2 separate regions of the Homo sapiens genome follow, and region 1 is linked to region 2. Evidence: read pairs that join two places in POLR2A ChIA-PET (ENCODE). Cell type or tissue: B cell. All regions are shown on one strand. Each heading gives the region's core, and the rest is flanking DNA. Links, peaks and the distances in the headings are about the cores only. Region 1 overlaps UST (uronyl 2-sulfotransferase). Region 2 has its middle 46 kb from the start of UST.

Region 1 (15,330 bases), core at 4,858-12,857, 350 kb after region 2:
AGGCATCTTCTATCTGTGAAGTTTTCTTCTCCTTTCCTGAGATGTGAAAATGGTATAGTACATAGGTCAATCATGGTCTTTGCAGTCAGTAGACATGGGTTTGAATCCCAGCTCTAATTCTTACCAGCTGTTTAACTGTCGGCAATCTCCTTAACCTCTCTGAATGTCTGTTTCTTCATCCGAAAGCAGAGAATGGTGACCTCACAAAGCTGTTTTGAGGATTAATGGAGATAATGTGCCCGTGCACCGATGTACAGTTTCCAAGGCACTTTTCTAATCATCTCATTTGATTCTTCCGTTTCCGTCTGCAATAGGGCAGGGTTTTCAAGTGCTCAACTTAGTCAAGTTTTTGAGTTTGAAAGGAGAGACCAACACAATTGTTCCAAAGTCTCTCATGATGCAGATTCCAGCATTCCCTGGTGTGATCCCTTGTGAAGTGTGGCATGAGGACTCTACTGGCTTCAGCTTTTCTGGTGGCAGTAGAATTGCCCATCTAGTGCCTACTGATCTGAGTGGACTTGACTTCTTGGCCGTGTCTCTGTTTGGAGTTAAAGAGGAACGATTTTCCTTGTGCATTATTTTGAAAATCACCTTTGAAGTCACTAGTTAGAGTTGTTTTCAAATGCAAATGTCGAGGTCACATGAAGTTGAGTGACCACATCCTGTGGCACATTCCCACTTGCTCTTCTAGTTTATTTTTAATACAGACCAAGAGTAAAAATATATACACACCCCATTTCAGATGCAAATTGAAGCCAGACTTTGTTTCTACATATCTGTGAAATGGAGTAAGCTAACTAATGGGAAAAAAGATTATGCCTAATACTTAGACATAGTTTGCTAGTAGTTGCTAATGTCAAAATAACATTGAGTTTTTAGGAAAAATTAAGGAATGTGTACAGAATGATGCTGCAATTATAGTCTTTATGTCTTTAATGAAATAGATTTAGGATTTCATTAGAAATCCAATAGAAGTAGGATTTTCCACACTAAGGCTCATTAGTCAGAGTCAAGGAAACACATTTTCATAATCATTTATGGAGCATTTCAAAATTTAAAAGTCCTTTTGGCTCTCTGAAATCTAATCTTATGTGTTCTCCCACCCCTTGGCCATTTTGGGATACTTAAATGAGGTCAGAGTTTTTCATTAACAGTTCAAGCCCTTGTGAGAAATTCTAGCCCAGAATTTCTACTTGAAATGTGAGCACCAAACTTTACTTTGGGAACAACAACAACCAAAGAAATGCAAACCAAGAGGACAGACCATGTTCATGCATGAAAATATGGAATATCACAAAAATGCCATTTTCCTCACATGAGCATATAATTTAAAGTATTTTTTTTTAGCTTAAAGTGATTCTCAAGCTCATCTGGAAAAAATAAACAAGTGACATGGCCAGTGATCTTTTTTTAAAGTAATGAGAGGAGATTTGCCCAACAAGATTCAAAAATACTAGAAAGCTCTTGGGTTTAAAATAATGGTGTAAAAGCACAAGCTCAGATAGACAAGTCAGTGAAACAGTAACAGAAACAGTTGCTAATGCAAAAGGTAATGTGCTCTCTGGTAAAGATCATTAAAAAGAAAGAATAAATAAAGGTGTAAATTAGTTAGCTAAATGTTTAGGGAAAAAATAGTCTCCTTATATCATGGGCCTTAATAAATTCCAGATGGTCTAAAGAGTTCATTTTTTTTTTAATGAAAATATGAAAGGAATAGAGGAAAATATAGTTGACTGTTTTTTGGGGGGATGGGGTTTTGCTAAGGATTTACTAAGCATAAAAGCAGTAAAACACATATTTATACAAGGAGAAAGTAAAGGGCTGGCATGGTGGCTCATGCATGTAATCCTAGCACTTTAGGAGGCCGAGGCAAGTGGATCACTTGAGGTCAGGAGTTCGAGACCAGCCTGACCAAAACCCCATCTATACTAAAAAATACAAAAATCAGCTGGGTGTGGTGGCGGATGCCTGTAATCCCAGCTACTCAGGACGCTGAGGCAGGAGAATCGCTTGAACCTGGGGGGCAGAGGTTGTAGTGAGCCGAGATGGGGCCACTGCATTCCAGCCTGGGCAATAGAGTGAGACTGTCTCCAAAAAAAAAAAAAAGAGAGAGAGAGACACAGTAAAGAATAAATATGTTTAATTGAAACTTTAAGCATGTTTAAAACATACTTAAGTTGGCAAAATATTTGCAACAATGATATCATATGATTATATTTTACCAAAACATGAAGCATTTTTTACAAATCCATAAGAAAATCACTAACAGAAAACAATGGAGAAAGAGAAATACAAGTTACCAACAAATACACTAAGAAATAAGCCCAACCACATTCATAATCTAAGAAGTGCATATTAAAATGAGACCATATTTTCTATGAAATTATTATTGTCTGTTATGTGAACAAACACTGAGCAGTCGTGGAGTCCCCGATGATGAGGATGAAGAGAAATGGCGCCTCAGGAGACTCCTAGAGGGAGAGCACATTGTTAACCCCTGGGGTAAAGAGCAAGTTAGTGATACATCTTAAAAGCCTTCAAAATGCCCATAGCTGCAGAACTGATAGAAAAATCCTGTACCTTGATTGTGGTAGTAGGGGCATAGGTATATATAGCTGTCAAAACTCATCAAATTGTATATTAAAATTGATGTGTTAATTAAATGTAAGTGATTCTTTGATTTCTTGGTGAGGAAATAATGTTTACAATCTTTGACCCATTTCAATGCTAGAAAAAAAAATCATACAGGTACATAAAAACTATTATAAGGATGTTCCTCACAGGATAGTTTACCATTGCACAATAAAAAGACAACTGTAAAAATAGAAGAATAGCTAAATACATTTTGATATACCAAAAACAGTTAAATGACATAGCTGATTGCTTGAAATATGATGTGACATGAAGTAAAGGAGAAAAGAATAGTAAATCGTATTTACAATATGATACCAGTTTTACTAGAAAAACTACGTGAGCACAGGAAATGATTAAATTGAAATGCTCAGAATGTTGATGTTGTTAGTCATATCTTTGGGTGGTGGGATTATTAGTAATTTATTTTCTTCATTTCCCAACTGTTAGATAGTAAGCATGTAGCATTTTAAATTATGGGAAAAGCATGAATTTTAGGAAAATAATTGAATGTTCAGATAAAAATTATATGGAAGCAGAAGGAGAGCCCACTGGCTTACTGTGGAATTGCTGGGAGCACACAGAATTTTTATCCCTCTCTCTTCCGTGTTCTTTTCCTGCACCCGCAGCAACACTGATGAAAATGGGGCAAGTAAAGAACATCATTCTCGAGGGGGCAGCACAGTTGTGTGCACACAAAATCCTGGGTTCCACTTTTTGTCCCTTTACCAGCCCCTCTCTCTAAGATATCTAACCTCTTTTTGGCAACTGTCCTTTGGATTTCATCAGTTCACCTGGCAAATTCTAGCCAGTAGTTTTTTAAAAACTCACCTTGTCTCTCTCTCTCTCTCTCTCTCTCACACACACACACACACACACACACACACACACACGTGGCCCTTTCTTGTATACAGAAGCTATAAAATGTGTGTAGATTTCTAGCCCTGAAATACTAAAGTTCTATAATTCTGTACTTAACTCTTTAATAATCTTGACATTTTATCTACCATATGAACTACGGTACAAACACCATTAAGGGCAGGACTTGGCTTTCCAGGCCTGAATGCAGGTATTTAAAATAATTGAATTACAAGAAGGTAGCTCATAGATCTTTTCCATTGCAGCATAACTGTCTTGAATCTGAAAACACATTGTCTGTCTTAACTCTGCAGTAGCTGACACACCCTCCTCCTCACAAGTCACTGTAGTAGTAAGATTAAATATTATAATGATGGTTTAGCAAATCGGATGGGGACTCATCAGCTATTTTCATATCAAGAACTGAGGTTGAAATATGCATCCTTTATTTGTTTTTCATTGAGTGATTACAGATGGCACCTAATAAAGTCTTCATGCTGTGATATCTTGAAGCCATTGATTTATGTTTGGTAAGTGTGGACACACCAACTCTAGTCAACCTCCCTCCCATTACATACCACAAGGAATGTTAAAATGACATTTGCCTATTTGCTTTTTCTAGTGACTGATGAGGATCCTTTCTGAGAGGTAAACACCAGCATTATTGAGGAGTGAAGTTTAGGCTTGATATTTTTCAATAAAGTATATTCCTCATTATACTTTATCCTCCAAAATAAAATGACAAAAATAAAACTTTGGACTTTTCTTTGGATACATATTAGCCAAAACCATCATGCCCCTGGTAAATATAAATTGATTCTGAGTTTTTAGAAAATAAATCACGAATTGTACAAAAACATTGAGAGTCAGAAGATGTTAGAATACTGGATGTGGAGGTGAATTGGTGTGCCTTTTCTTCCATTTGATTTGGACTATGGTGTGACTGACTATTTTAGCATCTCTTCCTAATTCTTTCCTTTGTTGAAAGTGTTGTAAAGGCCCACATGCCAAGGCTAATTGTGGGGCCAGAGCCAGGGAGACTGCTGGGCAGGTGGTTATCTAGGCAGGGATGGCAGTTGGGCAGAAGGCACAAGCAATACAAGCTCTGGGAACATCAGGTGGCTTCAGTCTAGAGACACAGATCAGGTAACCCAGGGAAAGATGGTGGAGTTGAGGAATAATGCTAAGAGTGAGGGCCACAGACCAGCATCGACCAGAAGCCTCCACGGTGAAATATGGATTCCATGAGCTTGGACTCAGCAGCCAAGAAAAGTCTCATTTAATAGTCATTGCGATCTCAATTTCACAGCCATATCGATGGAGAAACATCTGTGCTCAAGAGGAGAGAATTCCACAACAGCTTACAGCCACACACTGGTCATCCCTGTGAAAGATGCAGCTGACCAGACATGATGTAGAAAGTCAGGCAGGCCCTCTGAACCCCATGGGCGCCTCTGCCAAGTGGTGGCGAGCATTCTGGAAAAAGTGGAAAGGCCAATACAGAGAAGTGACGGGCCTGCAAATGGTCCTGATTTTTCTAACACCAATTCAGGGGCATCATTGGGTCTTTTGACCCAAGATCTTAAGTGGATCCTCTGTGCATTTCATTACTTAGTTAAATAGCATGTCATTCCGTAAGAAAGCAAACCTGAATTGGTTTTGCCTAAACTACATAGCCCAGGAAATTGAGCAGAGGATTGAATGGCACAGTTCCTGATCTCAGCAGGCTATGGTTTCCCCTTTGTATCTCCACTTTGTATCTGACTGCATTTTCTCTTTGCCCTAAACCATCCAGCTATTGCAGTGGCGATGGGGGGGTGTCTGACAAAACTTTACTTTTCTTCCTTTTTTATTAAAGTGTTTCAGATGCTGCAGTCATGAATGATTTTTGAATGTTTATTATTTACCTAATACAGGCAAGAAGATATAGTAGAAGATAAAAAATGAATAGAAAAGAGATAGTACTACCCAAATGGAACTCTATTAGGGAGGGGAAAATATGTGAAACATCCAAAATATATTTTTGACATTTTTACAGAATTAAATAATTATAGATTATACGGTATTCATGATCAAGAAGTGCTTTGGAATTTTATGCACCTAATGAATGTATAGGTGGGGAAAGTTGATCTATAAATGCACATGTATACTGTAAGGGATATGAATCTTTACTTTCACTGAACCACCAGACCTTAAAATTTTATAGGAGCAGAGCATCTCAAAGTCTTGATGTCTGTAATTTCATAAAGTATCATTAACACATTAAGTTTCAACTAAATTGAAATTAATTGTTTCATTTGGGGAGATTAGCATTTTTCTATTTCAGTGGCAGAATACTGATGTTTCAAGGGAATATATTTTGAGGATAACAGTCATAATATTAATAGTTGTTGTTATTATATTTAACACTCATTGGGAGCTTCTTGTGTCTCAGGAATCTTGTTAAGTCCTTTAGATGTACTATTTCATTTAATCCTAAGAACAACCCTGTGAGGAAGATACTATTATTATGTCCATTGTACAGATAAGGAAACCACCAACTTAGAGATGATTCATAACGCTTCTATGTTACTGAGCTGGTCGCTAGCAGCACTCAAGTGATTGAACATTCAACCCAGGCCCAGGTGACTTGCAACCCCGTGCTCGTAAGCTCTTAACTGGTCTCTCTCTCTCTCTCTCTCTCTGAAAAGGGCAAAATCTAAAACATGATTATCTGAGGGAGATGGGGTAGCTAGAAAAGTAGGATTCTATGAAATGTTATTCTGCTGAATTCTCAAGAACACAGTGTTTCTGGAAAGCTTAGTGGTTCTGTTGAGGTGATGTTCATTGATATTCTAAATGTGTTACTTTGTTTTATTTTTTTGTTGGTGGGGGAAGACTTTACTAGTTGGAATTACTAAAATCGCTTTAATAAAGTGCTTGCAAAGACTCAATCTGGTTAACAGTAAAGCCATTTGTTTCAGTCATGTCAGCAACTTTGGTTTTCATAAGGGTTTTAATGAATCGGAGAGTGGAATTTAAGAAAGCAAACAATCCAAGGAATACTCCTTATTTTTCTAAAATAGCAAAGCAAAAATGGGAACCCTTTCCAGTTTAGTTACAGCAAGTATCTATTGGAGTTTTAGAAATTCTTAGAGTACATCATTTATCATATAGAACAAAACTTGATTAATGAACACTTTTTAAAAGTCTTTTTAGGGTCCTATTATTATTTTAGTTGTTTAGATATAAAAATATTTTATGACATATTCACTGTTAAATTTATAGTGAATTGACATTCAGTGACATTTGTTTTTAAAGTTGTTTATTGAAATATGTAGTCTACCAGAAATAAGTACGGTTACCAACTACTGAAATCAATTTAATAGTAATTTGGTCTTGTTAGTCTGTTAAAAAGAATTATTGGCCTTCAGATATTTCCACAAAGCCCTTTGTTACTCATGAATCCCATCAAGATGCTATGAATAAAGACTGTGAATATCAATAAGTTTGAAAACATTCCATGCTCATGTTCAGGGTCATATTTTTCCCTGTCTTCTATGTTCCTCTTTGTGGCTATAAACCCAAACTTATGTGTTGTGTGTTTTTTCTATGACAATTATGGATATGACTTATTTACTATATGCTCTATGAGGTATAACCTAATGTCAACTGACTTCAACTATGTTTGCCATACTTCCAAAAAAATAGCCACTCATGTATCTGTCTGATCAGGAGGTGAACCGATGGTGCTGTATGAAATTGAGAACTAATTATCTCATAAACATTCTAAGTGGATATAAGGAATTATGTGCTCAGTTGCAACCACTAATTTATCGAAGCACCGGGTCTAAATACCTCAGGGAATGCACAGAAGCCTGATGGTTGAAAAGCCTTCAAAGCATTCTCTCAGCTAAAAAGTACAAGAATTGGGGCTCATATCTAGTGCCTTTTTGGACAGTTGGTCACAGAAGCTTAGAAACATTGGCACAAGTATTGTCAGGTGGAGCCTGGCCGTGACCTCTGTGAAATGGCTGTCATGAGCTTGGCAGGGTGGGAATAATGGCTCTCCTGCCACCATCTGTCACCCCTGTCCAAGACACCAGCACAATTTGAGAGCAGCTGTGGTTCCCTACCCTATTCTCACCCCATCCCCCCATGCCCAGCAGCTCCCTCCCTGGGACTTTGGACCTCGTGGGAAAAAAATGGAGAAGGAGGGAAAGAAAAGTACTTGAGGGTTTTGTAAATGTTCAGAAAGGGAGGGGGGTGCGGTAGAATTAAATCTACCCAAAGAAGAGCCAAAGAGCTTTCACTTGCTTTCCCTTCTAGCCAACCAGTAACCAGTAGGCCTTCATTTTATTGTCACATGTAAAACTCAAGAAGTGATGAGTAAGTAGCATTCAATTAGAATTTAATCTTTTTTGGTAGAAATGGTGTAAAAGTTTTCAATGAGGATATGCTGATTCCTGGTTGCATGTTCCACAGCCTTTGATGTTCAACCACATCATCTTGCACTTATAGCTAAAAGGTGTCAGACACCTAACATTGTCTTAGCAATCTTCTGTGGTTCCAGATACTGTGTGCATCTTACAGGCTGGAGTTGGGGGACACCGATGCTTAATGGGAAAACTAATGACTTTATACAGATCTTATAAAACTCTGCTATTGTCGGGGGGCAGGCATTTAGTAGATTAAGTTTGTAATCTAAGAGAGGAAACTGGGCAGGAAAGACAAGAGTGAGGTGAAGCACCACCGTGGACCAGAAAAAGGCTTGAAATTAGAAGCCTTTGGCAAAAGTGTGAAACTTTGCCACTTTACATTGTTCAGTGGGTCAGAAATTGTCAAAGATTTTCTTTTTTCTCCAAAGAGAAATGACGAGGAAGGAGAGACATTTTTTATTTGTTCTGGGTGTTTGTTTATTGTTTGTTTTGGACAAGGTCTCACTCTGTTGCCCAGACTGGAGTACAGTGGTGCAGTCACAGCTCACTGCAGCCTAGACCTCCCCGGCTCAAGCAATCTGAAAGAGAGACATTTCAAAATTGAACCTAAGACTCATGGTTTATCGCATGAGAACCCACAGCTCTCACAGAAACTCAAGAAATGTCTTAGTGAGGGGACTCAATCCTTTACACTTCGAGCTGAAAGGACGGCAGTCAGCCCAGCCAGGAGGTTACCTCAGCATAGACCAAGTAAATAAATCATTTGGTAGAAGCCATTTGAGAGTAAAGGTTACTAGAAAGTCATAAATCAACCAGCAAGTCGATGTATGGTTTTGCTAGAATGTAGGAGCAATTAGAAATTTTTAGAAATATTTCTTTAACTGTGCGTGACTTGAGGAAGAGGACTATGACCTAACTAACCAGTTACTATTATTATATCAAAATGAGATTTTAAAAAATACAGTATGGATTTAATGCCGGTTCACTTATTCAGTTTTATGCAGTTAAGTTGTTGTTTTTAGAACATTATGAAATTTCATTTCATGCCCCAATAAAACTAAACTAAAATGGAATGGGTTACAGCTTTTCCATTTGTTGACTTTTCTCTTTCAAACATCTTTGATTTTCCATTCATTGAACACACTTTTTAAGAATGCTTTGAATGTCATTCAAGTTACCCGTTTCTCCTGTCCCCTCCCCCACCTGTCTCTAATGCAGTTTCCAAAGTGAACCAATCCTAACGGAACCTAATGATACCTTTGAGCACGTTTCTTAGTAACACTAGCACCTCTTTCTTACCTGCTTCTAATTCACATAATGGCCTTTCTAGCATTGGCTGATTGTTTCTTTTTCATTTCCCCTTTATCACTCCCACCCATGTCTTATCAAAGGGGAAGGCTGGTGGTTAATGGTCAGTGCATTGCACCACAATTTCATGCTTGTGCTGCATCAAAAGTCTAACCTGACAATCAGTCCCTTCTCTTCCATCTGACATCAGAAGCTTCTGCAGTTTCTCACAGCCATTGGCCATGAAAGTTCAGCTCAAGAAGTCATCGCAACTACCTTCATTTATAGCCTGTTGTTGACCTAAAACCTAATGCATGTCAGTGCTCTTCTCTGTTTCTTCTCTCATGTCAGAAAAATTAAAATGTTTTAATTTTTTTCCCAGGCTGCATTTGCAAGTTTTAATATGTCTATAACATTTTTATAGTATATCAGTATCCATATCAAACATTTAACTCTGTTACTCTGCTTTTCTTTTCTTTTCTTTTTTTTTTTTTTTTTTTTTTTTTTGAAATGGGGTCTCGCTATGTCGCTGCAGTGCGGTGGCGTTAGCTCACTGCAACCTCTGCCTCCCGGGTTCAAGCGACTCTCAGCCTCCTGAGTGGCTGGGATTACAGGCATGCACCACCATGCCCAGCTAATTTTTGCATTTTTAGTGGACACGAGGTTTTGCCATGTTGGCCAAGCTGGTCTCAAATTCCTGACCTCAAGTGATCCACCACCTTGGCCTCTCAAAGTGCTGGGATTACAGGCCTAAGCCACCGCACCCGGCCTACCCCTGCTTTTCAAAGTCATAGCCATGATACCCAGGGATTTTTCCCTCACATGGTCCTGGTGTCTACTGACATTAGCTTATCAATTTCAAACTTTCCTTAAGCAAAACAAATGGGCCTCCTATACAAATGGGAAGGTTGCAGTTTCATCTCATTTTTTCTTAGAGTTTTGCCTGGTTAAAGCAATTTGGATGTTTTTAGATATTCACACTGTCTTATTTAGTGTGCAGTTGCAAATCTGATTTTTAACAGGGAGAGAAGGAAGAGGTAGGGCTGTTAATTTGCATTCCCCTAAGACTGAGTACTACCAGTGGGCTACAGGTTGCCCAGATAAAGTACATTTAATTTTAAAGTAACATTGCAAACTCTCCCAGTAGAATTGACAGCATCCTTGGAACTTCATTTCACACTTTCCTGACTTGGGAATGGTTATTTTGAGTAGCACCTCCTATTAACCTAACTTCTTAATGCCTGGACAGAAGGTTAAATATCTCACTTATCTACATGTTCGGCCTCCATGAACAGCTGCTTCATTCACAGCCCTTCAAGGGTTTATCAAAATTTCCCCATGTTTAACATTCCAGAGAGAACATCCAGGTTGTTGGCTCTTGAGACTCACCATTGGTTCACTCACTGAGGCTGATGATTGTGACTAATATAATCTTAAAACAAAAAATGCAATAGGATACATTCTGTTAAAGAAAATGCATTTTGAATTAACTATAAAAATACAAAGTTCTGTGATAGCCCTATCTGAGTACCCAGTTCATAGAATCCAAAAATGAGAAAAGATTTCGTCTCCGTGATTGTAGTCATCATGTGGTGTAATTTGCTAAGAATTTCAAGTGCACTAAATGTTTTACGAGCAACCATACTCCCATATTAAGGGCACTGCTGTACTCCTTTACATTCTCAGAGTCAGGAGATGCAGGATTTTCAAAAGGCCCTGTGCATTTTGAAACTTTAGCAAGGTAGGTGATAGATTGATTTCATGTAACAATAAAATAAATGTCTTAAAGTTTCAGGATCTCTGACAATAGAAGATAAGTGGTATCTTAGAGTTGGCAGAATTGAAGACCTTATCAGCTATAAGAAGAAAAGTTACTGCTCAATATCTGAAGCTGCCATTGACCTTAGGGAAACAAGCAAAAAGGCACATGATCGCTTATGAACAAGGATGTGCATCTGATATTATTGAGTCATAGAAACAGAAAACCCAATCATCTAACAGTAGCAGATGGTTATATGACCTTTAAGGCATCTATAAAATGGAGCATATAAAAACACATTGCAAAATGTAATTGGTAATAATTAAAGATATAGGAGAAATGGTCATGGTTAGTTAAATTTTAAAGATGATAAAACTAAATAAACAATATAGCACAGATGTGTTTTACAATGAATAGGCATAAATAAGAAAAAGACTAGAAGGAAATGTACTACTACAGTAATAACTGTGGCTTGATTAAAAGTTATTTTATATTCTTGTTTTCCTAAGTTTCCTAAAAACTTTACTATGTATTTGCATATGTGTATATGTACATATAGGTAAGTATATACATATATCTGCACATCATGTATACATGTACATAGTATGTTTATATGGGTACATCACAATCAGAAAAATAAATGTTTATGTTTTAAATTATTTTTCTCCAAGAAATAAGGTTTAAAGCTCAAAGCTTATAAACTTCCCAAGGGCTTTCTGATGATCCTGTGTGGATCTAGATAGTAGCTTGATCTGTACGAAACCCCAGAGAAGAAAAAGTAATAGACCAACATGAAAAAATGAGACAAAGAACTGTCCTGTGGTCATATCACCATCTGTGGAGTGCCCAGAGTGACGGTGTCAGCAACTGGCTTTAACATCATCAGGGCTAGATGTAGGTAATGAAGTGTGATTTCAGGAGAGGGCCTCCTCCCTGCCAAAGGAGGAGCATGTGTGTGTGTGTGTGTGTGTGTGTGTGTGTGTGTGTGTGTGTATGTGCGCGCGCGTGTGTCTGTGTGTAAGAGAGGGAGAGAGAGAAGTACCCTAGGCCTGCAAATGCCACACAGACTATGAGGAGTAGAGAAAAAGAATCCTGTCCATAAAGCAAAAGCAGAGCTTATGAAATTGTCAGATACCAAAAGAATTTAGAACTGCTGCAATAGTATTTCTCTTGATCTTCTTTATCCAGATGAAAAACCAGTTTGATCAGGATATCCTTATCAGTCACTGGGTCTGGCCTTCATAATACGATTTCAAATAAAGTAACAAACGTAATAAAAACACATTTCTCAATACTTATATCAAATTAAAAGTATATTTTAAGAAAGAGATACATTTTGTTGATAAAGACATAGTAATTCTCCCAATAAGTTTTTTTTAGAAGTAGATATTTTTAAACAGAAATATCTGCTTCAATTGTTGTTGTGAAAATAAATCCTTCTTTTATTGCCATCCTCATATATAAGCCGGTATTTTAGTGGTAAAAACTGTGCTGAGGAAAACACACACGTAGCACATACTTTCAAACAAATTTTACCGTAGCACATACTTTCAAACAAATATGTATTTACCGTAGCACATACTTTCAAACAAATATGTCAGCTTTTTAATGGTCTGGGCCATGATGCCGAACTTGGGGAGAAAAGAAACATAGCAACTTGCCCTTCATTCGGTAAATACAGGCAGCAGGGAAAGCCAGGAAGCCAGAGCTGCTGACTTAGGGGGGTGGTTGTGGAGGGAACTGAAGCCACCCCAGGACTCATTACCCTCAGCGTGTGTGTCTGGGCCAGGAGGAGTTGAGCTTGGCCATCTCCTCCAGCCCTGTCATGTTCAAGTCTAGGCATTAGGATCTGAGGGTGAGGTTGGGAGGCTCCCACATCAACAGAAGCTGGGATGCTGATCAGCAACTCATGAACCGAAACCTCTACAAGTGTCGGGCCCTTCCGGTGATTTGTTGCACATTAAGTTTGTCCGGCAGGGTGTTCACCTGGCTCTGCAGAAGGACACGAAAGGTGGACATCTGCGGCCATCAATGCCACCTCCTTGTGATCCCCCTTTCTCTCCCTCCTGTGGTGCCCCACTGTGAGGAGCATCCTTCCCATCCGCAGTGAAACAGAGATCTCCAGATTGCCCAGGAAGTTGTTGGAAGGATTGCACATTTGCTTCTCCCTTTATTGTGTACTCCTTCTAGAAGAAAGAGCCTGTGTTTTTAGCTTTTATTTTATTTTATTTCTCTTATTTCCTGGAATCAAGCATTGAGCTTAGTCGGTGCTCAGTACAGCATTGATGACTAAGCAAAAAGAATCCAGGCAAGAAAATAACTAACTACCACCACCGCCCACCCCCGCTAGCAATTTCAGCAGATTCTGAGCATAAGTAGTGTGGAGTTGAATCCCCCAGGCAATAACCTAGAAGCCCCAGGCAATAACCTAGAAGCCCGTCCAACAGCTGCCCTCATCTCCAATTCCATGGGGTTAGGACCCGCCTCCGTGATGTTTCTGAAAATGCATTCCTCCTCCGGGCTGATTTCCATTCCACAGGGGCCCAGTGCCCTGGTCTTGGTGGGCCCTCAGCGACCTACCCCACACAGACCAATACTTTCTCTTCCTGGTTCCTTTTACTGTGTTCCCTGCTTCCAAAAATCCAAGCAAAGTGTGTGCATTAGAAACCCTTCATTCTCTTTCATCAAAGGAACCTAGCGGTTTCTGCATTTTTAAACAACAAGAAAGTAAATCATGAACTTTTACTTGGCTACATAGATCAAAGATTCTCTTGAAGGTCCAAGTGATCTCAAATTATTTTTAATTATTTATATTTCCAGATCTGAATAAAAGACTGCAAAACACACCCCAAAAGTTTTCTGTTTACTTTATCAACCCTCAGCACCAAGGCAGCCATGAAGTGCTTTTTGTTCTTTTCTCCCTTCATGGCCATACCACCAGGAAGGTGGTCTTAACATGCCATCGATCATATCTGAGTGGCAAATGTAGCGCTGGCCCGGCCAGCCCAGCACATATCGCTGTGAGCCGCAGTGACACACATTCATTTCCGCTGGAGGCAGCCCTAGGGAGTCCGGCGGCCCTGCAGCTGTATTTCATCTCTTTGAACTGTATGGCCTCCCCTATAATTCAGGAAATGAGTTTACTCTATCTGTGACAAGCATCATGTTCACACAGTTTTGGGAGCGGCCAGCGTGGTGCAGGGCTGTATGGGAATGGAGGTGGCAGGCGTTTGCCAACCCTGGGGAGTACACCGACGGTACTTCCTCTCCCACTGCCGAGTGCTCCACTTGACCGTGACTTTCGGCACACCTGTTGCCTGAGAAAGTGTGCTTTATCCCCGTGTGCTGGGAATCTCTGGCTGTAATCTAACCTGAGATGAGTAAGTCAGTTTCTTAGACAGGGCGCTTCTTAAAACAGCAAGGCCTCTCAGTTGATCACCACTCAGCTCCCCTGAAGCTGTAGAACTGGTGCCTGTCTTTTGTCCATGCTTATTTTTTTTCGCTGGTAAACTTTGGCCCCTCTTTTGGTTGTTATTAAACTAGTATTTGTTTGGTGCACATAATCTCTGCTGGACCAGGTTAAAACAAGTGCAGATTGTTAAGGGAAGAGGGCTCTGGTCAGCGCGGAGTGTGCATACACTCGGATCAAGGAAAGGAATGCCAGAGCCAGCCCAGCATCAAAATACACTGCAAGTTGGTGGTGAGCTTTTGTTATTTTGCGTATGGTTAACCATCTCGGAGGTCATAAAGCGAGGCCTCTGTCCTCCGGTGCAGCAGCTGGGTTTATACAGTATTTCCAGATTGTTTATTCTGGCCCAGAGCCAGGGCTACATCGTTTTTCCATTATGCATGTTTGACAGATGAAGAGAGGTGGGAAGTGGGACTCCCAGGAACAGGTCTGTGATTTCCTTTCTATTTACATTAAAGGGACTTTTAGGAGTACTGAAGATTATGAACCAGTTCAAACATATGTCAATGCAGCAGAGGTAGAGAAGCTGCTATGTTTGCAAAAAATGTTCAGATCTTGGGCAGTAAAACAAAATCAAAGCAAAATCTTGGGCAGTGAGCACATCGTGCTTGTCACTGCCCAGTCTTGCATGCAGACAGGTTACTGGCGAGTGATATTTATCATTCACATCCAGAAGTTAAGCTAGTGTTTGTTTGGCAGGGCATTGGGAGGAGCCCCTGAGTTGGCAAACCAGAATCTGTGTGCAATCCACTGACATATGCATTTCATGCAGATGGGTGTGCCTGGTGCCGGGCAGAGATGTGTTTCCAAGGTCCCAGTAGAACTTTTTCCCTGCAGCCTTTTCCCTGAGCCACCAGCTTTCTGTGGATACTCCCAAAAGCCCGGGCTAAGTTCTTCCACCAGGAAGT
Region 2 (15,330 bases), core at 3,958-11,957:
TCAGTCTCCTGAGTAGCTGGGATTACAGGCACATGCCACCATGCCTGGCTAATTTTTGTATTTTTAGTAGAGACAGGGTTTCGCCATCTTGGTCAGGCTGGTCTTAAACTCCTGACCTCATGATCCATCCGCCTTGGCCTCCCAAAGTGCTAGGATTACAGCCATGAGCCACTGTGCATGGCCTGAGCTCAGATTGCTGACAAAGACTGTGTTCACATGATTGCTGGATTCCACACCCCCAATTCAAAAGAGAATCTCCAGCTTTGATATTTTGGCCTTCAAAAATCAATTCCAATAACATTCAATGTTCCTTCAAGGAAAGGCATTGATATGGTTTGGCTCTGTGTCCCCACCCAAATCTCATCTGAATTATAACCCCCACATGTTGAGGGAGGGACCTGGTGGGAGGTGACTGGATCATGGGGGCAGTTCCCCCATGCTCTTCTCCTGATAGCAATTGAATTCTCATGAGATCTGATGGTTTTAAAGTGTGGCACTTCCTCACTCTCACTCTCTCCAGCTGCCATACAAGACATGCCTTGCTTCATTTCCTGAGGCCTCGCCAGCCATGCAGAACTGTGAGTCAGTTAAAGCTGCTTTCTTTATAAATTACCTACTCTCAGGTAGTATCTTTACAGCAGTGTGAAAACAGACTAATACAGGCATGTACACCAAATGTCCTTCAAAATCACCAAGTGCAGATTCTTGGATCCTATTTGAGACTACTGCTCTGTGTCGTATTGATGACTTTGCACTGTTATAGGAGTCTACACACTCAGGCCCAACACATGACCTAATCAGAGCCAAGTATTCTTTCAGTCATTGTCCAGTTAAAAATGTCCATCTCACCTAGGCGTAAGGCAGCACTTGGTACCCTGTGCTCTCACTGGCCCTGCCAGTGGCCCAGCCTCTTAGGCCTTAATCCCTAACCCTGATCCCTTTCCCCAGGATTTCTATGTAGCTTGGTGTTTGAAAAACCAGGCTCTTGTAAACAATTCTCACCCTATGCTTTCTGTGAAAGGGTTGGCAGCAGGGACTGGCAGTGTTGGGGGGTGGGGGACACAGGTTCCTGCCCCCCCTTTGCTGGGCAGATGGTTTTCTGGTAACATCAGGCTGGAGTTGATGGGACTTGTTTGGAAGTTGAGCTGTTGGGGCAACTGTTTCTGTCCTCATCCATGTGACCAGGCAAAGCCAGCTCAGCAAACAGCCTGGTGCATAAGCTCACTGCTGTGGCCAAAGATCTGGGCATGGAGGCAGCAGACCCCTTCCCTGTCCAGTTATAAACACATTTATCCAACTTATCTCCGAGGTGGGGGCCCCTGGGGGTCTAATTCCTACAAGTCAAGTGTCTGGCTAGAAAACTTCCGTTGTTGGGACAGAGGAGGGGAAGAGAAGTTCTGAAAATGAATATCAAAGAGTCTCTGGGTGTGTCAGGGATGAGGGTTGCAGCCTCATGTTCCATAAGAACAATAGGGCCTAGGACACTGGCACTCGATGGCAGGGCCCTAGTGTGCTGGGCATACTGTGCTGTGTCTGGTGAAATCCAACTTCCCCAGGTCTCCTCACCCCTGCGGAACAGCCTTCCAGGCTGGGCACCTGCTCTGTCTCCTCATCCTTCTACTTTTTTCAAAAAAACAAATTCCATCTCAGGACTTCCATCCCCTTCTCAGCCTCTGTCATGTCCCCCTCTTTCTGGCTCGCCTCATTCAAGGGCCCCTGGCAGAGGCCGTGAGGACAGGTGAGTGTGTTGCTTACCTGGCTGGCCCCTGTCTGGCTCCAGGTTGTCTTTCAATGGCTCTGGTTATTGCCGCAAGCATCACTTTGTCACGGTCATCCCTGGAGAAAATCATACCATCCTGAAAAAATCCAGACAAATTATCCATAGAATGCTTTTCTTTAAATATTTAGTCCAGTCTGTCTAATTCACCTTGGGCTGCATGCTAGGTGAAGCTCTTCTCCAGGTCCTCCAGGAGAGCTGACAGCTTTGTTTTCAATATTGCTCTTGGTTCTGAGAACTCACCTCTGCTCTGCACCCCATTCGAGGCACAGCTCCATTTTGTCATTTAGAATTGTTGTTATTCCGTGGTATAAACCTGCGTTAACAACCCTCAGCAATCCTAGACAAAGCATTAGAAATTGAGCAGGTCATGACTAGGGAAACCTTAAAATCATCTCAATCAAAACCTGCTGAGAGTGAAAGGGGAGCCACTGATCTCCCTGGGACAAGCGCCTAGCAGGACCATCCTGGGCAAACTGAAACGATCACCACTTTAGTCGGAACTGACGCTCTGAGAAGTGCTACCCTGGCCAGTTTCTCTTTATTTTTTAACGACTGATCTTGACTTTCTGTTAAACCTCCATTTCTACTGATAGTTGAAAAAACTTAATTTTGCCATTTAAGACTAGCTTGATTCAGATTTAAAACATAACCCAGTCTCTCTATGAATCCACGCTCGGACTCTCGGTGCCCATCTCTCCTCCTTCCCTTTTCCTGGTAACATTTAGGTGCTGGTGGACGTTTCCTGAAGATTGTCCATTTCGATGAGGATCCTTTGGTCTGAGGGCTATTAGGCAGTCACTGCTGTGCCTGTTGACTTTTGGCTTATGGGCAGCCCAGCCCTCTAAGTCATTGGGCACGGGGTCCTGCCCTCAATGTGTCTGCTGCCCAAATGGCTCCACTGGAGTACCTTCCATTTTGTTTTCAGCATGATCGAAGCCCAGGGTCACCTGCCCTGCTACTTAGGCTTCACACTGTGTCCGGAATTGGTGGGTTCTTGGTCTCACTGACTTTAAGAATGAAGCCGTGGACCCTGGTGGTGAGTGTTACAGTTTTTAAAGGAGTCGTGTCCAGAGTTTGTTCCTTCTGATGTTCGAATGTGCTTGGAGTTTCTTTCTTCTGGTGGGTTCATGGTCTTGCTGGCTCAGGAGTGTAGCTGCGGACCTTCGCGGTGAGTGTTACAGCTCTTAAGGCGCCGCGTCTGGAGTTGTTCGTTCCTCCCGGTGGGTTCGTGGTCTCACTGGCTTCAGGAGTGAAGCTGCAGAACTTCGTGGTGAGTGTTACAGCTCATAAAGGCAGTGTGGACCCAAAGAGTGAGCAGCAGCAAGATTTATTGCAAACAGCAAAAAAACACAGCTTCCACAGTGTTGAAGGGGACCAGAGCGGGTTGCCACTGCTGGCTCGGACAGCCTGCTTTTATTCTCTTATCTGGTCCCACCCACATCCTGCTGATTGGTCCATTTTACAGAGCCGATTGGTCCATTTTGACAGGGAGCTGATTGGTCCCTTTTTACAGGGTGCTGATTGGTGCATTTACAATCCCTGGGCTAGACACAAAAGTTCTCCATGTCCCCACTAGATTAGCTAGGTACAGAGTATGGACGCAAAGGTTCTCCCAGTCCCCACCAGAGTAGCTAGATACAGAGTGTCGATTGGTGCATTCACAAACCCTGAGCTAGACACAGTGCTGATTGGTGTGTTTACAAACCTTGAGCTAGATACAGAGTGCTGATTGGTGTATTTACAATCCCTTAGCTAGACATAAAGGTTCTCCAAGTCCCCACCAGACTCAGAAGCCCAGCTGGCTTCACCCAGTAGATCCCCCACCGGGGCCACAGGTGGAGCTGCCTGCCAGTCCTGCTGTGTCCGGAATTGGTGGGTTCTTGGTCTCACTGACTTCAGGAATGAAGCCATGGACCCTCATGGTGAGTGTTACAGTTCTTAAAGGTGGCGTGTCCAGAGTTTCTTCCTTCTGATGTTCCGATGTGTTCAGAGTTTCTTCCTTCTGGTGGAGTTCATGGTCTCGCTGGCTCAGGAGTGAAGCTGCGGACCTTCACAGTGAGTGTTACAGCTCTTAAGGCGGCGCGTCTGGAGTTGTTCTTCCTCCTGGTAGGTTCGTGGTCTCGCTGGCTTTAGGAGTGAAGCTGCAGACCTTTCCGGTGAGTGTTACAGCTCATAAAGGCAGTGTGGACCCAAAGAGTGAGCAGCAGCAAGATTTATTGCAAAGAGCGAAACAATAAAGCTTCCGCAGTGTGGAAGGGGATCCCATTGGGTTGCCACTGCTGGCTGGGGCAGCCTGCTTTTATTCTCTTATCTGGCCCCACCCACATCCTGCTGATCGGTAGAGCCGAGTGGTCTGTTTTGACAGGGCACTGATTGGTGCGTTTACAATCCCTGAGCTAGACACAAAGCTTCGCACATCCCCACCAGATTAGCTAGATACAGAGTGTCCACACAAAGGTTCTCCAAGCCCCCACCGGAGTAGCTAGGAACAGAGTGTCGATTGGTGCATTCAAAAATCCTGAGCTAGACACAGGGTGCTGATTGGTGTGTTTACAAACCTCGAGCTGGATACAGAGTGCTGATTCGTGTATTTACAATCCCTTAGCTAGACATAAAGGTTCTCCACATCCCCACCAGACTCAGGAGCCCAGCTGGCTTCACCCAGTAGCTCTTGCACGGGGGCTACAGGTGGAGCTGCCTGCCAGTCCTGCGTGGTGTGCCCGTGCTTCTCAGCCCTTGGGTGGTCGATGGGACCGGACGCCCTGGAGCAGGGGGCGGGGCTGGTCAGGGAGGCTCCGGCTGCACAGGAGCCGACAGAGTCGGGGGAGGCTCAGGCATGGCGGGCTGCAGGTCCCGAGCCCTGCCCCTTGGGAGGCAGCTAAGGCCCAGTGAGAAATCGAGCACAGTGCCAGTGGGCCGGCACTGCTGGGGGACCCAGTACACCCCCTGCAGATGCTGGCCTGGGTGCTAAGCCCCTCATTGCTGGGGGCCGGCAGAGCCCACCGGCTGCTCCAAGTGCGGGGCCTACAAAGCCCACGCCCACCCGGAACTCCAGCTGGCCCGCAAGCGTCGTGCGCAGCCCCGGTTCCTGCTGGCGCCTCTCCCTCCACACCTCCCTGCAAGCTGAGGGAGCCAGCTCCAGCCTTGGCCAGCCCAGAAAGGGGCTCCCACAGTGCAGCAGTGGCTTGAAGGGCTCTTCAAGTGCCACCAAAGTGGGAGCCCAGGCAGAGGAGGTGCCGAGAGCGAGCGAGGGCTGTGAGGACTGCCAGCACGCTGTCACCTCTCACCGCCATGCGCCCGCACTCCTCAGCCCTTGGGTGGTCGATGGGACTGGGCGCCGTGGAGCAGAGGGCGGCGATCATCAGGGAGGATCCGGCCGCACAGGAGCCCACAGAGTGGGCGGGAGGCTCAGGCATGGTGGGCTGCAGGTCCGGAGCCCTGCCCCTGGGGGAGGCAGCTAAGGCCGGGTGAGAAATTGAGCACAGCAGCTGCTGGCCCAGGTGGTAAGCCCCTCACTGCCCGGGACTGGCGGGGCCGGCAGGCCACTCCGAGTGGGGGGCCCTCCGAGCCCACGCCCACCCGGAACTGGCGCTGGCCCCGCAAGCACAGCATGCAGCCCCGGTTGCCACCCGCGCCTCTCCCTCCACACCTCACGGCAAGCTGAGGGAACTGGCTCTGGCCTTGGCCAGCCCAGAAAGGGGCTCCCACAGCGCAGCGGCAGGCTGAAGGGCTCCTCAAGTGCAGCCAGAGCGGGCGCCAAGGCCGAGGAGGCACCGAGAGCAAGCGAGGGCTATGAGGGCTGCCAGCATGCTGTCACCTCTCAACACTGCTGCAGTTTCCTCCCAGGCCCACCTCTATTTAGGGTCAGGCTGGCTGGAGAGGATTCACCTCTCAGCCTTGCTTCAGAGCCTCCTTGGCTTCCTCTGGAGCACTTCCTGGAAGATCTACTGCAGACCCTGCTAGGGCATGGGAGAATATCTGGACTTCTTGGGCACCACGCATGGGCTCAGGGTGAAAGGGGTGGGTTGGAGAGGTATTTCTTAAGCAGTTAAATCCATGATCTACTGCTCTTCTTTTTTTGACCCTTCAGTTACTTTGTTCACTTCTCTAAAGGATTTACATATTTTGAGTTGTTTTTTTTTTTTTCAAAGACAGGGTCTTGCTCTTTTTTTTCAAAGGCAAGGCCTATCTCCAGGCTAGAGTGCGGGTGGTGCGATCATAGCTCACTGCAGCCTCGAACTCCTGGGCTCATGGGCTCAAGTGATCCTCCTGCTTCAGCCTCCTGAGCAGCTGGGATTATAGGCATGTGCCATTGCATCTGGCTAATTTTTTTTAAAGTTTTTTGTAGAAATGAGGGGTCTCACTTTGTTGTCTAGACTGGTCTCAAACTTCTGGCTTCCAAGGATCCTCCCCTGGCTTCCAAGGATCCTCCCCTATGTTAACTCTCTTCATCTTCACAGCAACCTTATAGAGTACATGCTATTAACACCCTGAGGTTATGGATGAAGAAACAGGTGCAGCGAATGGGTGATTTGCCTAAGGTTGGGCAACAAATCAGAAACAGGTAGGATTTGAGCCCAGGAATCCTGGTATCAGAGTCTGTACTCAGAAATGCTAGGCAGAGAGAAAATTCTTGAACTTTGAGAGTAGGCTGTTAAAATGTGATTATTCAACAAGAAATTTCTCTTCTAAATAAATTATTTAGATGTTAAAAATTCTTCTGACATGAGCAAATACTCTTGACAATAGTTCAGAGAATCTAGGTCAGACCTTTTACTCTGCTAACCTAGTTCTTCACTAAAAAGCAACATCTACTACCGTTATTACCAATAATTAAAATAATAATGGCAATGACTTCATGGACCTGCTGCTTATAAACTTCACTGATATGATAGTATAGTAAATATAATTTGTTCAGAATTAGGAGGCTGACCTCTAGTGTCATGATTTTAATTAGCTGGATGTTAATAAATATTGGGATAGTTTTTAGTGCTGTAAGTTTTTTTTTTTTAATAAAAAGTCTTCTCCTTGAATACTTGTGATTTTTTTCATTCTTTTTTCTTTTCTTCCCTTAAGAAAGCAAATATTTATTTCACATACAGAGAAATTAGTCACTCTGTTTTCATTGTTCCTTTATTTTTACATCTCTAATTTAATCTTGTATTAATTCCCAAAAGCAATTGTGCAATTTTGGGTTTTTCTGAAATACGTCTCATTCATTCCCTAAAGCTTTGGAAATGCTCCATGGTGCTCCTTTCCCCAAGCCTTTTTGCATTTTAAAAAATTCCCTTTCTGTTTTAGAGCCAAACTTTGCCCTTGTCCCAAACTTCTATATTTTAAAAATACTCTTGTCTTATTTTCTAATGATTGGGTGAATTTCATTTCTACCACTTTTCTATTTTTTTTTCCCTGGATTGTTTTGGTGATTCAATTTCTGGGCTCCAAATATATAGTTGCCAGATTTTTACTGCTATTGGCCATAAAATCCTGCCCAGTCACTGGGCTGTAAAAAAGCAGATGCAAAATTGCTCCTACTGTCGGCTGCCAGCTGTGTAGTCCCGCAGCCAGAGGCAGAGAGGCCGTATTCCCCCCACTTTCCTTAGATTCAGGAGCCTGTTCAATACGCATTGCCTATGTCACGACCTGCATAGCTGCCTGTCAGTAACCGCCTAGGGCTCTTATTTGTGTAAATAAGTTAGTTTCATTTTCATTTTGTTTGAACTTCCACATTGCCACTACATAGAGAATGTTTTCTTTATCTTTTCCTACTGAGTTGTAAATAATTGTTACCCTAATCTTGCAGATACAATGATGCTGCCTTGATTCTGGTGTGTTAGGTTCAGTTCACAGGAGCTACTCTCCTTTTCAAAGCAAGCAGCATCAGCACACTGATTCTTGGCTGGAATTCGGAGACCCGGAGACCTGGGCAGGAGACAGAAGCAGCATTGTATGAAAGGATGAAAGAGAGACAAGAGGCAGCATCCTGGGTGTGAAACGAAAATAATATCATCTGTCTTGTCCAAATGAACTGGCAATGCAAGGGGGCCAACCATAGAAAGAATCTATGTGGTAAGCAATGGAGTAGAAACCAGATCAGATGAACGGCCAAAATGCATGTTTATTTTCTCATTGGATTCTCATGGTCTCACCTCCATGGAGAGACAGAACTAGAATTTGACCCATGCAGTGTGACCAGAGGGCCTGGACGCCAAGTCTCTGCTTGACTGCCCTGGTTTACGGTCTTTGAGAGGTTATTTTCTGCCCAAGAGCATCCATTAGTACATGGGAATCCAGACTTGGAACATGCTCTGTCTGGCTCCAGAGTCCTCTAGGTTTTCAAATATTCTACTGAGATTGAGGCAAAGGCTCAGGAAGCATCCCCTGAGCTGGAAAGGGCTGCTGTAATTGGTTTTCATAGGACACCTGTATAGTGGGCTGTTGACCCAGCTTGTACACAGTCTCAGTGAGGGTGATTTTTTTAAGGCTTATTTGTGTTTTTGCTTATATCATGGCCCTTTAGAATACTCATTTGATTGCCTTGTAGTGGTTGTTATTTTTCATTTATTTTGAGTGGGTATGTTATTTTCCTTTCTGGCTGCTTCTTTTCCTGCCATTTTGGGGTTTGACCCAATCTACTACAAAATATAGATGTTCCTAGTATTTTTTTTCATGTATTTAAGCCTCTTCTAGTGTGTTCATGTGTTTAATGTCAAAGCTTCTGTCTTACCCCAAAGTTTATATGGTTATATGATTATATCTCTCCCTTTACCCTTTCTTTGGAATCGATTTTTAAAAAATTAATAGACTTCATTTCTTTTAGCAATTTTAGGCTTACAGAAAAACTGGGCAGAAAATACAGAGCTCCTATATTCACCTTCCCCACTCCCACACACCGTTTGTGGAAAAGACTATCTTTTTTCCACTAAATTGACTTTTCTCATTCATCAAATATCAGTTGACCTTATTTGTTTGGATCTATTTCTAGGCTCTGTACTCTGCTCCACTTATCTGTCTATTCTTTCACCAATACCATGCTGTCTTGATTATTGTAGCTTTATAGTACTTCCTGGAGTTGGATAGTGTAAGGCCTCTGATTGTATTCTTTTCTTTCTTACTTAATGAAACCCAATACTGGGTTGGCTATTCTGGGTCTTTTGCCTTTCCATACAAACTTTAGAACTAGTTTGTCAAAATTAAAAAAAATTTTTAAACCTTTACTGGTATTTGGATTGTAATTTCATTTAATCTATAGATCCAGTTGGGAAGAAGGGATATTTGACAATATTAAATCTTATCCATGTCCATGGTGTATCTCTCCATTTATTCATATATTCTTTGGTTTCTTTCATCAGAGGTTTATAGCTTTTATCATATAAATCTTATACATATTTTGTTAGATTTATACCCATTTTTTGGTGTGAATGTAAATGGCATTATTTCTTAATTTCAAATTCCAGTTGTTCATTGTTGATATGTAAGAAAGCAATTAACTTTTAAATATTAATCTTGTATCTGCCAACGTTTACATAATAGCTTACTAATTCCAGAAGGGGATTTTTGTTGTTGCTGATTCTTTCGGATTTTCTACACAGACAATCATACCATCTATATACGAAGACAGCTTTATTTCTTTCTTCCCAATCTGTATGCTTTTAATTTCTTTTTCTTGTCTTATTGCACTAGTTAGGACTTCCAGCATGATCTAAAATAAGACTGGTGAGAGCAGATATCCTTGCCTTCCTAAATTAAAAGGAAAGCATCTAGTTTCTCTTCATTAAGTATGAAGTTAGCTGTAGATTTTTTGTACATGTCCTTTATCAGTTTGAGAAAGTTTCCCTCTATTCCTAGTTTGCTTGGAGTTTTTACCGTAAGTGGATGGTGGATTTTGTTAAATTCTTTTTCTGCATCTATTGATATGATCATATAATTTTTCTTCTTTAGCCTGTTGTTGTGATTGAATACATTATGATTTTCAAACATTGAACTAGTCCTGCATATCTGGAGTAAATCCCATTTGGTCATGGTGTATTGTTTGTTTTATACATTGTTGGATTCAATTTACTAATATTTTGTTGACGATTTTTGCATCCATTTTCCTGAGAGATACTAGTCTATTGTTTTCCTTTCCTGTAATGCCTTCATCTGGTTTTGGCATTAAGGTTAGGCTGGTTTCATCGAATGAATTAAAACATATTTTCCTCTGTTTCTCTTTTCTCCTTGTTTGTTTTTACTTCTAGCTTTTTTTTTCCCATGCATCCAAAAATGGTCAATAATTCTAAACTCATGTCTATTAAACATGGCTTGCCTTACCCTGTATGTTGCATCGTATTTTATGCAAGGAAACAGGGACAACTGTTAGCTTTTAATCATTTTGTGTCCTGATGCTTTAACACCGTGGCTTCTTTTTCTAAAACTCCCATCTAAGCCAGAAATGTCTTATTATCAGCAATAGCATAAAGAAAAATTTTCTGAAAGTCATCTTTGTCTTGGATATCATCTCAAAATCAATTGTCAATAATTCTATCTTTTTGGCATCATTGTAAATCAAGCAAAGTAGCTTTCAGAAAATTTCCCTTATAGGAATAATGCTTAACTGAAGAGATGTATACTCAGAGAAGAAGCAGCCTTTTGTAAGGAAAATTTCTCTGAATAAAACTGTCTTTAAAAGACTTTGCAACAACAAAAAAAGAGCTAGCTTCTGCAGGAGGAAGAAAAAAACAACTCCGACTCTAAATCCAAGGCCAGTGACACCACACTGCATATAATACAGTTTCTTTTTTGCAACAGTAAGAACATGAGCACAAAGGGAACATTTATGAGAGCCAACATGATCAATTTGAGGAAAACAGCAGTTAGAAACTGCAATCCAATTTTTTTTCCTGTCTAGAAAATCAATGAACCACAAACATCTAATAAATCGGTCAATTATACACAGATGCCAGGCTGTACAAAAGATGTATATTAGTTTTAGCAAATCATGACTGTCTCATAGAGATTTTATGACAGAAAGTTCCACTGATTAAAATGTCAGTATAAAACATTGCCTTTCATTCAAATAGCTAGTCCAGACTCAGCCTCTGTAATGATGGAATGTAATAATTAGATAGTGGGCAAAGCCCACATGTTAGCAAACAACAACAAAAATAATCAGACTGCTCAAAGAAAAGGAAAGAGCTGGTGAAGCACAACTGAGGTGGTCTCGGGCTTAGCTCCCCAGTGAAAGCATCCAGAGTAACACCCAGGTACTCAGATGGCAGGCACTGCACGTGTTTCCATGACAACTCCAAGGACCTGGCTGGGGACTTATCACTGGGGTTGCAGAGTTGGGATTTCTCTGAAAGAAGAAGTAAGAATTGTGTTTTAATTAAAGAAATATTTTTTAAAGTATGACTCTTAATTTTAATTAATTAATAAATATTTTAATAGTATTAATTTTTTATGTTAATACCATTAATTGTTTTAAAATTGATATTCCTGCTTGAGCCCAGGAGTTCAAGGCTGCAGTGAGCTATGATTGTGCCAATGCACTGCAGCTGGGGCAACAGAGCAAGACCCTGTTTCTAAAATAAATAAATAAAATTTAAAAATTAAAAAAAAGATATTTTTATCCCTAATTTTAAAAGTTAGGGATCATTTAAAAAGCCTTTTAGTTTTTCCTTGGCCTCACTGCCTGGGGTACCACAGTACAGCATGGCAAGTTCCCCTTTATATTCTGTAGTAAGATGTTCTAGCATAGATGTGGGCAGAGGCTTCCTGACTTCCCAGCAGGGCCTGCTTTGTTTGTACTCCCAGCCACACGGCCCCAAGAGTAACTCTGGGCCTGAGTGAAAAAACCCTTTGTAGAGGGGTAATGGACCAGATGAAAGTCTTCACGTAGAATTTTCCCCACTCGCCCTTTTTGGATCTCGCACCTTTATTCGTATCATCTTCCCCCATTGTCCTCAGTCCTGACTATTCAGGCACCAAAAAGGATATCTCTCTTTGGCTTCTTTCCTCATTATGTGGGAAAACTCAGCTGAAAATCCACAGGCATCCTAATATTCAATAATGAGAGATGCTGTGCTCAGCACTTGTCTCCAGATCTTGAGTGACACTCTATCCCAGAATGCTGAGTGACACTCTATCCCAGGATGCTGTGGTCAGTCGCTGTTAGGAACTAAATGTCTGTGTTCCCCCCAAAATTCATGTTTTGAAGTCCTAACCTCCAGTGTTGCCGTATTTGGAAAGGGGCCTTGAAGAATTCATTAAGATACAGTAAGGTCATAAGAGTTGACCCCGATCTGATAGGATTAGTGTCCCTAGGAGAAGAGACACCCAGAGCTCTCTCCCCATTCCCCCACCATGAGCGTGCACTGAGGAAAGGCCATGTGGGGACACAGTGAGAAGGTGACCAGGTGACCGTCTGCAAGCCAGAGATTCCTCACCAGAAACCAAGTCACCAGAACCTTGATCTTGGATTTCCAGCCTCCAGAACATCGAGAAAATATGTTTTTGTGGTTTAAGGCCCCCAGTCTATGTTATTTTGTTAAGGCAGCCCAAGATGGCGAATATAATGGCATCAGAGAGGGAGACAGCCATCACATAAGACTCCCTCCATCAGACACGAATGGTATCAGCCAGGCAGTCCCAGAAGCCTGCAATAGAAAAGCACCATTCACTGACCCTCATGTTTGGAGTGATGGTGTGTTCTCCCATACATACAAATGTGTCTAGAAATCCCAAGGTAAGACAGCATGTCTAGTGAGTTCTGGAGAATGACTGCCCTGTGTCCACTTGGCTTATGTGATGGAGGCTACTGGAGCCTCAGGACACAATTGTTGGACACATTGAACATTGCCATAACATCTGACAGACGGAGCACAGATGTGCAGCGACTTCCACCAAGGCCAGGCAACCTGTGGATAATCCGAAAAGAAACCATAAGGGATGTAAAATCGAACTCTGCTTTTCTTCTTGATCACTGGGTACCACTTTGGGCTACAAAGTAGAGAATTTATTTTGACTTCTTTAGCCCCATCAAGGCTCGTGGTTCTCCCTGACACCCCTCACCACCTCATGTCTTCATCTGCAGACTGTGCTGGGATGCTAGGCTGTTCCTCCCGTTAGGAGCAGCTCAGTGGGAGCAGATTCAAGTAGAAGGAGAGAGGAATCTGCATGCATTGGGCTGACGGTGATTTGTTCATTTCTTAGAGTAATCAGTAACATCTTGATTGATGCATTCTTAGTTTAGTGCTCTGGTTGTTACTGCTTACTGAGAATATTATTTTCTTCCATTTTTGTCTCTTTCTTGTTTTCCATCCTCCAAGTCAAAATTCTTAGAGTTCTTTGACTCTGAATATATTTTCAGCTTATGAACTATAATACATTGAAATCTAAACTCCATGTGTTGTTAAAGTATATCACTGGTGACACTATTGTAGCTATTCATTTTAAAATAAATGTCTCTAGGGAGCTTAAGGTTCATCCTTGTATTAGTCAGGGTTCTCTAGAGTGACAGAACTAATAGGATAAATGTATATATGAAAGGGTGTTTATTAAGGGGATTTGACTCACACAGTCACAAGGTAAAGTCCTATGATAAGCCATCTGCAAGCTGAGGAGCAAGAAAGCCAGTGGTGGATTAGTCTGAGTCCCAAAACCTCAAAAGTAGGGAAGCTCACAGTGCAGGCTTCAGTCTGTGGCCAAAGGCCAGAGAACCCCTGGCAAACCACTGGTGTAAGTCCAGGAGTCCAAAAGCTGAAGAACTTGGAGTCTGATGATGTTCGAGGGCAGGAAGCATCCAGTACGGGAGAAAGATGGAGGCTGGAAGACTCAGCAAGTCAAGACCTTCCACATTCTTCTACCTGCTTTATTCTAGCCATGCTGGCAGCTGATTAGAAGGTGCCCATCCAGACTGAGGGTGGGTCTGCCTCTCCCAGTCCATTGACTCAAATGTTAATCTCCTTTGGCAACACCATCACAGACACACCCAGGAACAATACTTTGCATCCTTCCATCCAGTCAAGTTGACACTCAATAGTAACCATCACAATCCTCCTCCATGACTCTTCAGATGCTGTTTTCTTTGAAGGAAACACTGTGTATGGACCTCGTTGATTTTTCACTCTAGCAGTTCTCTTGCTGGTAAATGTTTAATAATTGGTGCTCTCGGGGTGTTTGCCAAATTCCATGGTCTATGATCAATATCCCCACTATTTATTAACCTATTTTGAGCCACCAATATGGTGTCACTGAATGTGAAATTGGGGAAGAGATTCATACAATTGGCTCTCCAGCCCCTGCATGCTGTGGATAGGGGGTGTAATTAACTCTGCACCTGACCTTTCATAAAAGCCCTGCTCCTAGGGGTTTCTTGTCTCTTAAAATCAACCTTTGTCAGGAGGGTCGCTTAAGCCCAGGAGTTCCAGGCTGCAGCGAGCTATGATTGTGCCACTGCACTCCAGCCTGAGCAATACAGTGAGACCCCTTTACTAAAAAACAAACAAACAAACAAAAAGAATAGCCTTTGTTACCTGACCTCACATACGAGTGGCTCCCCAAACATGATGGAGAAAATATAACAAGGATTTTAAAACACAGGAAAATCGGAGTGTTTTCCCACATCGTTCTTCCCCTAGGCCGCATCCTGACCTCTTTAGCTCAGAAACAATATTTCACCATACAGAACCATTTCCACCATGCCTATATGATCCAGTTCATTCATTAAACACTGATAAATACAATTTTCTGCTTCAGTGGAAAGTGGAATGACATTGGTGAAATAGTGATACATATTCAATTTGATTATAAAAATAAAAAAGAGTAAAAGACTTTCTGTTGCATGTTCATGTCAAAAGCAAGGAAATGGTTGATTGTATCTGGTGTATCAAACATCTAGTGGTCAGTGCTTGGGGCCACCACAGTGGTTTTCTCACCAGAGCTGCTCTGCGCTGGGGTTTCTGGGATTGTTCCTGGCTGTCCAGTCCAGTGCCTAGCTCTCCAGCATTCCCAAAATTCTGTGGGCTGCCCACTATTCTTTGAACAGCTCTCTTTTCTGCTAACTTGAACCAAGTTGGCTTTTATTGCAACTCAGAACTCAGGCTCTAGGGCAAGACAGCTTTAGTTCAAATTCCAGATGCCTCAGCTACTAGCTTGTGTCCTTAGCCAAATTTCTCTCCACAAATTCATCATCTGTAAAAGGGGGATAATACTTCCCATTAAGTTATTATGATGCTTAAATGAACTAATACGTGCACATGTTATAGAACAATACGGGGCACATAGTAAGCGCTCAATAACTGTTAGCTATTATCATCATGTTGGGTACATTACAGCAAAAATTGGTTGACATCAACCAATTCCAAATACAAAGGGAAAATGAACAGCCGTGAAGCCACTGCTTTTGTGTCACATATTTTACGTGTTCTCAAACATAAGAAGCCTCTTCATAGTATAATAGCTTCAAACTTGGTACAGAACAGAGAATATGTATTTACTTTTTCCATGGTAATCAGCAGTTTAGAAGTTGATCACTCTTTAAATCCAGCATCTGTTAATGTTTAAAGCAATTC

What was found. ChIA-PET counts read pairs that join two places held together with the same protein. Peaks named below come from ENCODE experiments on the same cell type or tissue, not always from the same donor. Only the 100,000 strongest peaks of a DNase experiment are listed, where the experiment ranks them.
Region 1: POLR2A ChIA-PET joins it to region 2 with 12 read pairs; 2 of 35 experiments call an interaction of 5 or more read pairs at or near these places.

The regions. Positions count from the first base shown.
Region 1 is chr6:149,046,443-149,061,772 of GRCh38, forward strand. All of the region lies in intron 7 of UST (uronyl 2-sulfotransferase), which reads left to right. Among named protein-coding and RNA genes, the nearest start is that of UST-AS2, 21 kb to the left of the region's middle. RefSeq lists an enhancer at 7,973-8,092. In B cell, for the core only: no CTCF peak of the experiment used is centred there; DNase peaks (open chromatin) are centred at 8,544 and 9,319; H3K4me3 peaks cover 380 bases; H3K27ac peaks cover 844 bases.
Region 2 is chr6:148,693,542-148,708,871 of GRCh38, forward strand. No RefSeq gene overlaps it. Among named protein-coding and RNA genes, the nearest start is that of UST, 46 kb to the right of the region's middle. RefSeq lists an enhancer at 536-695. In B cell, for the core only: no CTCF peak of the experiment used is centred there; a DNase peak (open chromatin) is centred at 7,450; H3K4me3 peaks cover 1,106 bases; H3K27ac peaks cover 688 bases.